Regions from separate parts of the Homo sapiens genome. Here region 2 is linked to region 1. A link is a loop called in an ENCODE intact Hi-C map of the cell type or tissue named here. Cell type or tissue: gastrocnemius medialis. All regions are shown on one strand. Region 1 overlaps ANK2 (ankyrin 2). Region 2 has its middle 21 kb from the start of MIR302CHG.

What was found. Peaks named below come from ENCODE experiments on the same cell type or tissue, not always from the same donor. Only the 100,000 strongest peaks of a DNase experiment are listed, where the experiment ranks them.
Region 2: it touches region 1 in a loop (15-fold over the local background); 1 of 110 quality-filtered maps calls a loop at or near these places.

The regions. Positions count from the first base shown.
Region 1 is chr4:113,177,513-113,180,012 of GRCh38, reverse strand. The region is part of intron 2 of ANK2 (ankyrin 2); the gene reads right to left. Among named protein-coding and RNA genes, the nearest start is that of MIR8082, 26 kb to the right of the region's middle. In gastrocnemius medialis, a CTCF peak has its summit at 960; a DNase peak (open chromatin) is centred at 682; H3K4me3 peaks cover 631 bases; H3K27ac peaks cover 2,500 bases.
Region 2 is chr4:112,670,185-112,672,684 of GRCh38, reverse strand. No RefSeq gene overlaps it. Among named protein-coding and RNA genes, the nearest start is that of MIR302CHG, 21 kb to the right of the region's middle. In gastrocnemius medialis, no CTCF peak of the experiment used is centred here; a DNase peak (open chromatin) is centred at 1,392; H3K4me3 peaks cover 509 bases; H3K27ac peaks cover 2,500 bases.

The DNA of each region.
Region 1 (2,500 bases):
TTAAACTCCAATGGTAAAAGGCCAAGGCCAAAATTCAGGGCATTTTAAGACCTGTTAATCACTGGTATCATATCCAGGATTGTATTAAATAAATGCTAAGTGATAGTCTTTCATTTTGAAGTCACTATAGTGAAACTAATAAATTGTATACATGATGAAACTTTCTGAAACTACTGGGGTTTTTATTGACTTGTAACTGGCTACAAACTTTTATTAAAATACTATACAGTTTATTTTTAATGTCCGAATGTTAATCTTGTTTGTAACAGTATTAAGTTATGCAGAATTACTAAATAGGGAATAGGTAAGAAAGTAAGTCTTTATGAGTTTCAGAAATAAATTGAACGCTAAGATTTATTTTCTCTTCTAAATGTACAAGAGATAATACGGTAAAAAGATGACTGGTGTAATCTTTTAAAGAAAATAAAAGTTAACCATATTAGTAATCATTTAAAAAAGAAAAATGAAAACTTGACATTCTTTTAGAGTATTTTCATGTGCCAAATTTATGAATTTTCCCCATATCATTTAAATAATTAAAAGCAAAATAGTATTTGGGAATTACATTTTAAACTTCTCATGGTAGTTGTGAAACCAATTTTATAAAGAAAAAACATTGATTCAAATTTCAGTTTAAGGAATCTTAGCACGCCAACACATGTGATATTTTTGGAAAGCTGGTGCAGCTCAGATTGCCTTTCATTGAGAAATGCAACAGAGTACAGAAAGTCCTGGTTTCTACATTACATATTGTAATGCTCCCTAGAAACTCAGGCTTAGCAGCAAACTAGAGGATACATTTTCTTTTCTTCTTTCATATGCCATATTATCTTTGAATATTGTATACTTAGAAATAGCAATAGTTTGGCTGAATAGTTGTCTCTTTTACTTTCCTGGGTATTTAGAAATCATTTCCTGTTCTATATTGTATTTGAGTTTTAGTAGAAATCCTGGTGGTGGTGCTCTTTGACTTAAAAGATCCTGTAACCACCTATGAATAAAGTTATTTTTATATTAGCAGTAGTAGATTAAAAATAAGTTTTGAGCTTTAAGATAAAGGACATCACCACTGTATTACTTTGAAGGGCAGCTCCAAATAGCTACTCAAAAAGATATCCTGCAGCAGAAAAAAGCTTGGACTTGGGACACAGACAGATCCATGTGGCCCTGGGAATGTCACTTAACCACTGTGGGCCCAGTTTCTACATTTGTAAACTTGAACTAATCCCTGTCTCACAATATTTCATCTCAGTTGACTGATAAGACATCACATGTAAAGCCCCAGCACAAAGTCTAATACACAGTAGCTAAGCAGGTAACATTAGTCACTGTATTTCCCTAATCTTTATTTAATTAATATACTGTCTTGAATAGTATTAATAAAAATACAGAACCAGCATGAGACTGCATTTACTTTGGGGAATTTTTTTTTTTTTTTTTTGAGATGGAGTCTCACTCTATCGCGCAGGCTAGAGTGCAGTGGCGCAATCTTGGCTCACTGCAACCTCCACTTCCCTAGTTCAAGCAATTCCCCCACCTCAGCCTCCCAAGTAGCTGGAATTACAGGCGCCTGCTGCCACGCCCGGCTAATTTTTTTGTATCTTTAGTAGAGACGGGGTTTCACCATGTTGACCAGACTGGTCTCGAACTCCTGATCTCAGGCAATCCACCCACCTCCTGGCCTCCCAAAGTGCTGGGATTACAGGTGTGAGCCACTGCGCCTGGCCTGTTTTATTTATTTATTTTTTTAAGAGACAGGGTCTTACTCTGTCACCCACTCAGGCTGAAGCACAGTGGCACGATCATAGCTAACTGCAGCCTGGAACTCCTGGGCTCAAGCAATCCTCCTGCCTCAGCCTCCCACTGTAATCCCAAAGTGCTAGGATTACAGGTGTGAGCCACCACACCTGGCCTTGCATTTACTTTATACCTGGCGAGTCAGGGAATTGAAGAGAATCAACCTCATATTTTGAGTGTAAGTCAATTTTAATTTGTATAATTCTTGGTGAATTATATACAGTAATTGTAATTAGAACACATGTACCTTAGAAACTCCTTTTACATTTCATAATTTAACTTAAATTGCAACCCAGGGGTATAAGCATTGAATGTATTGTTTTTATCCTGTTTTACAAGTTAGAAAAATATCACTTTCTAAAGTGAGCTGACTTCTTCAAAGTAGAGATGAAACTTGAATTTGAACCTGTGGGCTCTAAATTTTGTGTGGGCTTCATGAGATCATGTTGCCTTCTCACAGAAATAAATGTTCTTTCCTTTTATAGTGACATGTTAGTGGATGGCTGGCCACTATAAGAAAAAGCTAACTCAAGAAGCTAAGATGGTCTATAAATATGATAAGAATTGAGTATTTACTGTTGAGAGATTATTCTTTCTCAAAATAACCCTAAGACCTTTCATACAATTAATGTATTTGTTATACTTCAGTGTGAAGTAGACTTGGTTTGAAATGAACTTTCTTTTCCTTAGGTTCTCTTTTTTG
Region 2 (2,500 bases), 510 kb after region 1:
GACCACTCCAGGTTAACTACACTTGCAACATCACACACACCATCCCTTTGAACTCCCTATTACCTTTTTTGTTGCTGCTGTTGTTGCTGTTGTTGTTTTTTGAGACAGAGTCTTGCCCTGTGGCCCAGGCTGGAGTGCAGTGGCACAATCTTGGCTCACTGCAACCTCCACCTCCCGGGTTCAAGCCATTCTCCTGGCTCAGCTTCCCGAGTAGCTGGCATTACAGGCTTGCACCACCGCACCCCGCTATTTTTTTTGTGTGTGTGTTTTTAGTAAAGGCGGCTTTCACCATGTTTGCCAGGCTGGTCTCAAACTCCCGACCTCAGGTGATCCATCTGACTCGGCCTCTCAAAGTGCTGGGATCCCAGGCATGAGCCACCGTGCCCAGCCCCCTATTACTCTTTGTACTAGTCAGGGCTCTCTTAGAGGGACAGAACTAATAGGAGATATATATATATATAGGAGTTTATTAAGTATTAACTTACACGATCACTAGGTCCCAGTATTAACCATCACACCCTTCCTCTTTTTATTTTTCTCCATAGTCTGTATTATCATCTGATATAATCAATATGTATATATGTATTCATCTATTTATTGCTATCTCCTGACACTAGAGTAAAAGCTCAGTGAGGGTAGATATATTATTTTGTTACTGATGCTTGATCCCTGATAGTTGCAAGTTAAATATTGGCTGAATGAATGAATGATACCGCTATCTTGTAATGGAAGATTTCGGAAAGTATTTTAATAACCATACAACCATGTGGGGGATATGAGAATCAGGGTGACACCACCCAAGGAGGTAAAGGGGTCAGAATAGAGAAGTCCTAGAGGTCTGAAGACAAATTTATCTATTTGATCATTTTGTAGAGAGCTAACCCTCTTCACTGGGTCAGCAACAATAGTGCATTAGTTTTGGCAATTGAAGAAAACCTAAACCTCATCTCAGGAATTCTATTGCTTTTTAAAAACCCATTTGTGGCCAGTTCTCATTCATGTTAATAGATCTCTCCTTTTCCTTTAAGGGCAGCAAAGCCAAAAAAAGTTACTTCAAGGGCCCAGAAAGGAACAACTAGCTAAATATAGACACATCATACTGTATGAAATAAAGACTGTGTAAGTCTGCCAAAATAAGATCCCATCAATGAGGAACATATTATGTTGTTCCTAGTTTCAACCTTGACATAGGAAAGTTTAAGAAACAGATTTGTAATTCTCTATTGCTTATGTAATAATTAGAAATCTTAAACGATCTGGTATTTGGACTGTCCTTTCAAAGAGCAACCTAGATATTTAAAGGCAGGGACTGGGACTACGTGACTCCAGACAAAAATATACTGTATCATACTGGAAGCTATGTATGCCTTCCCAGCTGCCGCAAGAACATTTGTCATGTGGTGACAGCATTCTTCTCACTTCTGATAGCTCACACACTCTCAAACTAGTATGCGTGCCCTTTGCTTTAGTTTCTGTGTCTTTGTGAAGTCAGTTTTCAAGAACCTTTGAGGACAGAACAACATAAGCAAGGTCTTAAGTCTCCTATTACTTTTTCAGACCACTGTAAAGTTAAGGATAAAATCAGTAGAGATTACATGTCAATGATAGGTAGTTTGAGGCTAGAGGTATGATGAAACCAAACACTTTAGGTGTGTGCAGAGTCTCACAATGCCAGGATTAAACATTAGCTTTGGATAGTAAGTAAAGCAGTCATTAAAAAATTGTTCTGGGGCCAGGCGCGGTGGCTCACGCCTGTAATCCCAGCACTTTGGGAGGCCGAGGCGGGCGGATCACGAGGTCAGGAGATTGAGACCATCCTGGCTAACAAGGTGAAACCCCGTCTCTACTAAAAACATAAAAAAATTAGCCGGGCGTGGTGGCAGGCGCCTGTAGTCCCAGCTAGTCAGGAGGCTGAGGCAGGAGAATGGCGTGAACCCCGCAGTGAGCCGAGATCGCGCCACTGCACTCCAGCCTGGGTAACAGAGCAAGACTCCGTCTCAAAAAAAAAAATGCCCTGGAAAACTTTATTTTATTTATTCTATTTTATTTTTGAGACAGAGTCTTGCTCTGTCACCCAGACTGGAGTGCAATGGCGCTATCTCGGCTCACGGCAACCTCCGCCTCCCGGGTTCAAGCGATTCTCCTGCCTCAGCCTCCCAAGTAGTTGGGACTACAGGTGCCTACCACTATGCCTGGCTAATTTTTGTATTTTTGGTAGAGACAGGGTTTTGCCATGTTAGTCAGGCTGGTCTCGAACTTCTGACCTCAGGTGATCCACCCGCCTAGGCCTCCCAAAGTGCTGCAATCACAGGCGTGAGCCACCGCGCCCAGTTCTGGAAAACTTTTAATTATAGCTCTCTCTCTCTCAGTGTAGATAAGTTAGACAGGAAATAATTCTATTTTACAAGATGGTGATATTTTTACATAGAAGCTGTAGAGGAAGAAAAATTAAGTGTAAACAGAGGGGAGGTACTTTGGAGGCAGACAATAGGTTAGCTCA